Regions from separate parts of the Homo sapiens genome. Here region 2 is linked to region 1. Evidence: read pairs that join two places in POLR2A ChIA-PET (ENCODE). Cell type or tissue: B cell. All regions are shown on one strand. Region 1 overlaps SLC7A6 (solute carrier family 7 member 6). Region 2 overlaps GFOD2 (Gfo/Idh/MocA-like oxidoreductase domain containing 2).

What was found. Peaks named below come from ENCODE experiments on the same cell type or tissue, not always from the same donor. Only the 100,000 strongest peaks of a DNase experiment are listed, where the experiment ranks them.
Region 2: POLR2A ChIA-PET joins it to region 1 with 6 read pairs; 1 of 35 experiments calls an interaction of 5 or more read pairs at or near these places.

Annotation. Positions count from the first base shown.
Region 1 is chr16:68,287,349-68,292,348 of GRCh38, reverse strand. SLC7A6 (solute carrier family 7 member 6) reads right to left here. Exons shown (of 11, transcript NM_003983.6): 4 at 4,478-4,603; 5 at 1,809-1,953; 6 at 1,017-1,140; 7 at 688-791. Among named protein-coding and RNA genes, the nearest start is that of SLC7A6OS, 21 kb to the left of the region's middle. RefSeq lists enhancers at 2,687-2,736, 2,767-2,906. In B cell, no CTCF peak of the experiment used is centred here; DNase peaks (open chromatin) are centred at 2,568 and 4,598; H3K4me3 peaks cover 414 bases; H3K27ac peaks cover 4,010 bases.
Region 2 is chr16:67,683,483-67,688,482 of GRCh38, reverse strand. It overlaps GFOD2 (Gfo/Idh/MocA-like oxidoreductase domain containing 2), which reads left to right. Exons shown (of 3, transcript NM_030819.4): 2 at 2,681-3,026. The coding sequence starts at 2,768. Among named protein-coding and RNA genes, the nearest start is that of C16orf86, 19 kb to the right of the region's middle. RefSeq lists enhancers at 2,662-2,721, 3,768-4,967. In B cell, no CTCF peak of the experiment used is centred here; a DNase peak (open chromatin) is centred at 2,552; H3K4me3 peaks cover 687 bases.

The sequences.
Region 1 (5,000 bases):
CGAGCCCAAGTAGCAGAGTCTGCCAGGAAAGGCACACCTGCTCCTTCCTCTTCAACAACAGGAAGGACCAGCACGCTTATAGATGTCTGCACAGAGGAGATCAGGAGACCTGATGGCCTCGGCATTTTCTGGGAAGTGAGGGGGAAAGTCTTTCTGTACATAGCACCAATACCTGGTACACAGCAAGTGCTGTTATCATTTACTGAAGGAATGAATCCTGGGGCTACAGCATAACCCACAAGGAGCCTAGAATCTGGTCCCTGCCCAAGTCACCACTCCAAGCTGTTGCCTTTCTCCCCTATACCTTTCATCAATCTGTCCTCATCTCAGATGGAAACATGAGCTACCAGCACACAAAACATGAGCTACCAGCACATAAACATGAGCTACCAGCACACAAAATATGAGCTACCAGCACATAAATATGAGCTATCAACACATAACATGAGCTATCAGCACACAATCTGTCCTCACCTCAGATGGAAACATGAGCTACCAGCATACAAATGTGCTACTTGCACAAAGGCAAGTACATGCCCACATACCAAACACACACACACACACACACACACACACACACACACACCCTATATGCCCATGAGAAGGAGGGAAAAAAGGAACTCTTATGCCTAAGCCCCAGAGAATGAAATATTGTGGTCTATTATCAGTGACACAGAGACACAGTACCTTGATGAAGCAAAGATGGATGCATTGAGGCCCCCAAAGCAGGACAGGGCAACAGCAATGGGGATGGTCCAGCTGAACATGCCAAACGTCTGGTCAGCAAATGTCTGGGGGCAGGGCACAGAAAAGGCACTTAAACGCACAGGGTTTCATAATCCTCCTGCATCTATGATCTCGGAACAAATGCAATCACTGCTAAGCAGCCCACCCTCTGGCCTAGACTCATGACCTCATCCTGCAGAGCTGAGGAGGGTGCAGTAAGACAGACTGAGCTGTGCAGGGTGGCTCAGTATCAGGAGATGATGAACAAATGGGGATCCCAAGAGACTCACCACAGCCACAGCATCACTGCTAAGGACATCTGAAATGTTCAGCACTGTGTAATAGGCCACATTGGTCAGGATGTAGATGAGCGTCACAATTGGCATAGAAATCCCAATGGCCAAGGGCAAATTTCTGTCAGGACAAGTGAGAAAGGACTACCTAGAACCAACCTCTCCTTGGGAACAAAGTTTATCAAGTCTCCACTGGGATTTTCCTAACATTTAACAGTTCACTAGCCTCCAAGTCTTTGAGGGAGGCTCACCTTCCCCTTGACCCTGGGTTCTTTCTATTGAGAAAGACCCAACTTTCTCTGTGAAGATAGCTCATGATCAATATTTAATCTTTGCCACAGTAGGACCAATGGGTCCTACTGGGTTTCATAATCCTCCTGCATCTGTGATCTCAGAGGAACAGTGCAAGGAACAGTGTCCTGGGGACTGGATGCCAGGCTGGGGACCCAGCTGGCCAGAATAAGTTTTGGTTCTGCGGGCTGTAGTGTCAGCACCAGAGTCCGAGGTCCTAATTCCTTTGCCCCAGCTGGGCCTGCTGCTCCCCACTGAAGGCCCTCTCCTCTAGGAAGGCCCTATCCTCCAGTGCGAACGTGAGGACAGGGAGCCGAAGGCTTTCCTACCTTCACTCACTCCCATTCTAGCCCTCAGCCCCTCCTAGCTGGAGAAGGGGGAGTAGGGAGAAGAGGGGAGGAGAGTCGGAGGGAGGAGGAGAAGGATGAGGGCAGGCACGCCCACTATCAGCAGGAGTTCCAGCCAAGCTGGGGAGTGAGAGTGTGATCCCATCTTTACCTTTCTGGGTTTTTGATTTCTTCTGTTACAAAATTAAGGGTGTCCCAACCTGAGTAAGAGAAGAGGGCAGAGTAGAGGGCAAGAGAGAGGTTTCCCATGTCCCAGGAGGAACCCTCAAAGGCGTCCTGAAAGTGCTCAGAGTGTCCTGTGGGGGCAAAGGCAGGTGAGGGGTTCAGAGAGAAGGAACAGGCCAAAGGAGAAAGGAAGAGGAGATGGGAGGTGTAAGAGAAAGATACGAAAGGAGAATAGGAAAGAGGAAGGGAAGATGAAAAAAAGGAGGAATGGGGAGGAACAAGAAAGAAAAAACAAGAAGGCAGGGGAAAGAAAAAAAAACATAATTTAACACCAAAAGATCAACAACCACTAGCTCCCTACACTTTACCACCCCACCCACTTCCTCAGGAAAGCTCACATTCCTTTAATAAAACTAGACAATAAAAAACCAAAGACATTCTTGGCCGCCCTCTGATGTGACAATACTTCTTCCAAAACCCTAAAGAATTTCCATTTCCTGCAAATGATCTCACAGCAAGCCCCAGCTCTTCTACCTATTTATGTCAAGAACCCCATTTCACATGAAGGAGTCATTTTTCATTGAAAATTATACCTTCCTGTGAACTACCTCTCTTGGACCAGACTACTGCACAATTTGGTCAATGGGTTTATCAGCCTCATGGGAAGGACTCTATGCTGCTCTACTTGCGGTAGCTATGGTTGCATGGGGGAGATGACATGCTATAGAGGAACTGAGACCTTATCTTTCACTAGGCCTGAGCCACCCCCACCCTCCGGGGAGCCAGCCCAGCCTGTCATTCTCCTCAGAGGCCTCAGAGACTGCAGACACAAAAGCCCAGGGGACAGCACCCAGCTACCCAGATCAGAGACCCTCTGGACATACTGGGGTCTTTAACAAGACCCAGACTTCTAAGGAAGCCCATTGTCACACCCTGAAGAAAGCCTAGACCCAGCTCTCATGTGGTAAAAAGAGCTGGCTATGCAGCAAGAGAAGAGAAAATAGAGACCCCTGTCCTCAGGGGTGTCCATTCTCATACACAGCAGTGGTTCCCTAAGGAACAGATCTTCAGGGGAGGATTACTCAAAACCCAATTTGACCCCAGGATGCTCCTGAGCCTCCAGGGACATCCACATGGCTAGCTCTACTAACTTGATATAAGTACACAGGCTAGACCAGCAGTCTAAGAATCAACAAGGGCAATTCTTTTTTTCTTTTTCTTTTTCTGTTTTTTGAGACAGAGTTTCGTTCTTGTTGCCCAGGCTGGAGTGCAATGGCAAGATCTTGGCTCACTGCAACCTCTGCCTCCCAGTTTAAGGCGATTCTCCTGCCTCAGCCTCCCGAGTAGCTGGGATTAGAGGCACCCACCACCACCCCCGGCTAATTTTTTGTATTTTTAGTAGAGACAGGGTTTCTCCATGTTGGCCAGGCTGGTCTCAAACTCCTGACCTCAGGTGATCCATCTGCCTCAGCCTCCCGGCCTCCCAGAGTGCTGAGATTACAGGCATGAGCCACCGCGCCCAGCCCAACAAGGGCAATTCTTTTTTTTTTTTTTTTTTTGAGATGGAATCTTGCTCTGTCACCTAGGCTGGATGGAGGGCAGTGGCACAATCTCGGCTTACTGCAACTTCCGCCTCCTGTTTTCAAGCCATTCTCCTGCCTCAGCCTCCTAAGTAGCTGGGATTACAGGCGCGCACCACCATGCCCAGCCAATTTTTGTATTTTTAGTAGAGACAGGGTTTCTCTATGTTGGTCAGGCTGGTCTCGAATTCCTGACCTGCTGATTCGCCCACCTCAGCCTCCCAAAGTGTTAGGATTACAGGCGTGAGCCACCGTGCCGGGCCAAGGGCAATTCTTAAAAGCACAGCTTTTTAGACTCCACACCAACCAGAATGTGATCCAACAGATTTGAGATTAGGGTCTCAGCTCCCCGGGTGACTGTACACAGCCACATTTAGGGACTGATGACCTAGAGAACTGGGCTGTGAAATGATTGAGATATCTGTGGCTAAAGACACCTCAAGACCTCTCTAGGGCTCATGAGATCTTGGTAGGCCTGTTACCCTCACTGCCAGTCCTCTCTGATCCAGGAATGAAAAGCTTTCTAAAGCCAACATTTAGGAAAGACACTGCCAATTTCACAATATTTTAATATTTTTCTGAGAGCTGACTTGGGGAGGGATTGCTGAATACAAGTCCAGATGAAAAGTAAAGGCTGCAAAATAACCACCCATTTCCATACCCCACTTCCAGCTCCATATACCCTGCCACCTGTCTCAAGGAGGGCCCAGTCTTCCTACTTGTAGCTTGGCAGTCACAGACCACAAACAGGAGCCACTCTATCCCCACAGATTACTTTTATGACCCAATCATGACCCAAGCTTCAGGAGCTCCTAGGCCCTTGGCTGGCTTCCTGCAATGCTCCCAGCCTCCACCAAAGGAAACCAGCCCTGAGGGACAGGCTGACTCATGTCCACTTGGCCAAGCCAGCCTGGCCCAAAAAGCCCAGAAAGAAATCTACTCCCATCTCTTGCACTCACTGACACATGCTAGCATGTACATAGAAACAGCCGAGCAGTGAAGCTAACAGAGTCGCCATGTTCTCCTCAGGGAATCCAGAGGAACTGTTGGTGGTACCCCCCTTCCCACCACTTACCCTGGCACAGTTTAACAAGGCCCATGACAATGATGGCAATGAGCGCTACGACCTTGGCGTAAGTGAACGTGTCCTGCACACGTGTGCCCCACTTGACATAGGCACAGTTCACAAATGTCAGCAGACCTAGGAGGAAAACCACAAAGTCACTGGCAGGCTTGAGTTGAGGGCACAGGGGCCCAACCCCTCTTTACAGAGAGCACTCTTTCTGCCCTTCCTGCCTAAGGCAAAGGGGCCAATGGACCAGTCAGAACAAGGCGAACTGGCAAGCGAGGGGACACCCTGCACCCGCCCCAGCTGACAGCACACAGGCACTTCCATCACTACTGGTGCTCAAGGATATGAAGGCATGCGTGAACACATACTTATACATCCTGATGGCTAGCACCATTTCTGGGAATTCCCCCCAGGCCCAGGGATGGGTGATTTCACCTACTCTTTCCCACCCAGACTCCCAAGGTTCCAAACCACAGGAGACACAAGACCTCTTCATGGCCAAAAGAAACTCATCAGTAAGTGAGGT
Region 2 (5,000 bases), 600 kb after region 1:
TTTTGTTTGGTTTTGTTCTTTATTGTATAACCCTTGTGATCAGAAGAAAAACTCTACAATGAATAAGACAGAATCATGTCTCAGAAAATTTGGCAAAGTTCAAAAATTGAAAAGAAACAATAAAAATCATTCATAATCCCATCAACCTCAGCAATCAATAAATTCAGGAGTATTCTAGTCCTTCTACAGCATTGAATAGAGATATTTTATAGATATATTACAGATATCCTTATATATATACTCATACCTATTATACTTCTTTTGTGTGCTTTTTTTAAAAAAAACCCCATACTTCTGATAGTGTGTGTTTTTCCCTTTCAGTGACAATGTGGTGAATGTCTTTCAGGTTATTGAGGGCCTTCTACTTCATGGTTTTCAGTAACTCCACAGCATTCTTTATCTAACCCATTACTTGTATTGGACATCTAGATTGTCTCCCAGTTTTTCACTATGATAGCCAATGCTATAGTAAATATCTGTATACAAAAAAACCTTTTTTCCTTTCTTGAGACAGTCTCACTCTATTGCCCAGGCTAGAGTGCAGTGGCACTGTCATAGCTCACTGCAGTCTTGACTCCTGGGCTCAAGCGATCCTTCTACCTCAGCCTCCCAAATAGCTGGGACTATAGGCATGTGCCACCATGCCAGGCTAATTTTTTTTTTTTTTTTTTTTTAGTAAAGATGGGTGTCTCACTAAGTTGCTTGTGCTGATCTTGAATTGTTGATCTCAAGCAATCCTCCTGCTTTGGCCCCCCAAATTGCTGAGATTGCAGACATGAGCCACCACACCCAGCCTAATAAAATCTTTTTTTTTTCTTTTTTTCTTTTTTTTTTTTTTTTTTGAGACGGAGTCTTGCTCTGTCGCCCAGGCTGGAGTGCATTGGCGCGATCTCACCTCACTGCAGGCTCCGCCTCCTGGGTTCACGCCATTCTCCTGCCTCAGCCTCCCGAGTAGCTGGGACTACAGGCACCCACCACCACAACTGGCTAATTTTTTGTATTTTTTAGTAGAGACAGGGTTTCACTGTGTTAGTGAGGATGGTCTCTATCTCCTGACCTCGTGATCCGCCCGCCTCGGCCTCCCAAAGTGCTGGGATTACAGGCATGAGCCACCGCACCCGGCCTAATAAAATCTCTTTAAGCATACTTTTTCTTTTAGCCAGTTTGATGAAAAAAGTTTTTTGGTATTTTTTTTTCTAGTGAGCATTTTCCTATGTTTGCTACCATGAAAATTTTAATTATACTTAATCTGTATAGCAATTAGTTCTTTCACTTTCCTCTTGAACTGGTTTTTGTTTTCCATTCTTCTTTTTCTTTTCTTTTTTTTTTTTTTTTGTGACGGAGTCTCATTCTGTCACACACGCTGGAGTGCAGTGGCACAATCTCAGATCACTGCAACTTTCACCTCCCAGGTTCAAGTGATTCTCCTGCCTCAGCCCCTCGAGTAGCTGAGAATACAGGCTTGCACCACCACACCTGGCTAACTTTTTATATTTTTGGTAGAGACGGGGTTTCACCACGTTGGCCAGGCTGGTCTCGAACTCCTGACCTCAAGCGATCCACCCACGTCAGCCTCCCAAAGTGCTGAGATTACAGGCATGAGCCACCACGCCCGGCCTCCAGTCTTTCTTTCTTTCTTTCTTTTTTGGATAGAGTCTCACTCTTGTCGCCCAGGCTGGAGTGCAGTGGTGTGATCTTGGCTCACTGCAATCTCTGCCTCCTGGGTTCAAATGATTCTCCTTCCTCAGCTTCCTGAAGAGCTGGGATTACAGGCATCTGCCACCACACCTGGCTAGTTTTTTTTTTTGTATTTTTAGCAGAGATGGGGTTTGGCCATGTTGACCCGGCTGGTTTTGAACTCCTTACCTCAGGTGATCCGCCCGCCTTGGCCTCCCAAAGTGCTGGGATTACAGGTGTGAGCCACTGTGCCTGGCCTCCACTCTTCTTTTCTTTGTCATATATAGAATCATGAACTTTTATAGCAAGAAGGAACCTTAAAGATCAATCACTCCCCTTATTATACATTTAAGGCCCTGAAAGTTGAATCTTTTGACCAGGGTTACACAGAAAGTTAAGTAGCAGAACAGAGATTTAAACTCAACTTTATTCATTTTCCGTTTTTCCTCTTATCCTTCAGTCTCCATGGAAGAAGAAGATTCTGCAGTGTTTCATCTTGGAACAGTATTTCTTTTTTCTTTTGAGACAAGGTCTTGCACTGTTGCCCAGGCTGGAGTGCAGTAGCACAATCATAGCTTACTATAGTTGTGAACTCCTAGGTTCATGTGATCCTTTCACCTCAGCCTCCCAGGTAGCTAGGACTACAACAAGCGCATGCCACCACATCTGGCTATTTTTTAATATATATATTTTTTAATAGAGATGACATCTCGCCGTGTTGCCCAGGCTACTCTCAAACTCCTGGCCTCAAGTGATCTTCCCACCTCGGCCTCCTGAAATGCTGGGGTTACAGGCATGCATGAGCCACCATGCCTGGCCTCGAGCCCTATTTCATTTGTGCTTTTCTGGCAGAGAACTTGTTACTTCCTTATTTGAAAGTAGCCTTCGCACCACTGCACTCCAGCTTGGGCAACAGAGCGAGACTCCATCTCAAAAAAAAAAGAAAGTAGCCTCAGCTGAGTGTCCTCTCCAGTAATAACCAGTGTAATGTTTGCTATTCTAGGAGCCATGTCTGACCAGGACGTTTGGAAGATCATATCCATGCCAGAGGCTCTTGTGAGGAGATGAGTTGGTAAAGAGAGAGGCTGGGATGAAGATGCTGCCAGGAGTGGGCGTGTTTGGGACTGGCAGCTCCGCCCGAGTTCTGGTCCCACTGCTGAGGGCAGAAGGGTTCACTGTTGAGGCCCTGTGGGGGAAGACTGAGGAGGAGGCGAAGCAGCTTGCTGAGGAGATGAACATCGCCTTCTACACCAGCCGGACTGATGACATCTTGCTGCATCAAGATGTGGATCTGGTGTGCATCAGCATCCCCCCTCCACTCACCCGGCAGATATCCGTGAAGGCTCTAGGTACGCCCGGCAGGCCACAGCAGGGGCAGATCATGTCTCTCCCTCTGGGCAGTCCTCTGAGGGTCACTCCTCTCCTCTGAGCTCTCCTTCCTGGGCTCGCATCTGCAGGGAGGAGAACTCTGGGACATCACTTGTCCCTGAAGCAGTGCTTGGGGAGGGCATGAAAAAAGACATAGCCTAACCTACCTCCCATCTGTAAATCCCTGAACAGAAATTAAGGAAATACTCTAAGAGACAGCCATCAAGGGGCTGGAGATGGTTGCATCTCAGTCAACATAAAGTTTGCCTCTGTGAAGTTAGAGGTCAGAGCCCTGGGTGGCGGGGAATTGGTTGTGACTAGTGTGTTTGTTCTCCCATTTCTGGGGCACACAGCACCACAGGAAGGAGAGGCTGTGTAGCAAGGCTACCATTTCCCATGTTTTGTCAGCGTTTGACTATAGTGAGCACACACCCTTCCTGCCAAACTGCAGTCTTGTATTGCCGGAGGACAGGAAGGCTCTGCCAGCATTGGGCTTCCCTGACAGGATCCGTCGACAGCCTGCTTACATGACATCTCCACTCCCTTGGGAAGTTTTGGGCTTGGTAACCTCTTGCCCCTGACTGGGCATGGCCTGCTGAGCTGTTCTCCTACAGTTCCCGTTGGTCTTCTATTTCCAGTCAACTGGAGTCAACTTCTTCTCTTTATCTAATATAAATCAGAACCTAGTTTACTAAGTAAACAAACCAGTAAACATTCAGCCAGCAATTTTTATTTTATTTTGAGACAGAGTTTCCCTCTTGTTGCCCAGGCTGGAGTTCAATGGCGCAATCCCGGCTCACTGCAACCTTCGCCTCCCAGGTTCAAGTGATTCTCCTGCCTCAGCCTCCCAAGTAGCTGGGATTACAGGTGCCTGCCACCACACCCAGCTAATTTTTGTATTTTTAGTAGAGACAGGGTTTCACCACATTGGCCAGGCTGGTCTCGAACTCCTGACCTCAGGTGATCCATCCGCCTCGGCCTCCCAAAGTGCTGGGATTACAGGTGTGAGCCACCATGCCCAGCATTTTTTTAAAATTATTATTATTATTTTATTTTATTTTTTTAGATGGAGTCTCACTCTGTTGCCCAGGCTGGAGTGTGCATTGGTGCAATCTCAGCTCACTGCAACCTCCACCTCCCAGGTTCAAGCGATACTCCTGCCTCGGCTTTGCAAGTAGCCAGGACTACAGGCATGTGCCACCACGCCCAGCTAATTTTTGTCTTTTTAGTACAGATGGGGTTTTGTTATGTTGGCCAGGCTGGTCTCGGGCTCCTGACCTCAGGTGATCCACCTGCCTTGGCCGCCTCCCAAAGTGCTGGGATTACAGGCAGGAGCCACCACACCCAGCCTCAATTATTTTTTTAATGCCTCCTGTGTGCCAGTCACTGTCCTGATGTCATTTTGGACATTCAAAGCTGTGTTAGATTGGACCCCTCCCTGTCTTCAGATTTTATAGTCCAATTGAGGCAACTAGAAATAACACACATTACAAGGTAGATGACAGAAGACATAGTCACAATTCAACTAGCACATACTTACTTGACTGAGTAACTGTTTTATGTGAGGTAATAGGAGCCAAGTGTCTCCTTGATGCAGCCGAAGATCTCTAGGTCGAGGAACCGGTGCCATGAGGTTGTCCTCCACTCTTCCTGACCACTGCCATGGTGGCAAACCTCAGGGTCTGCTACTTATCTCCTCCCTCATTCTGAGGAATGTCATAGGAAGGTGTCTGTCACCTCTGGCTCAGTGGGTAGGGAAGGATAAATGTTCTTTGAAGTGAGAAAGAACTTCAGTCTGTCCGGTTGTCAATTTGGAGCAAGTAAGTTTTGGCCTTATTGTTTGTTTCTTCCAGAGAGCTCTCTCTGAGGATGTGTGACATTGGAGTTATTCATTCATTGGTCACCAAATGCTTGGGAGGTCAGATGGTGGCTCCCAGATTGAATTCAGAAATAGA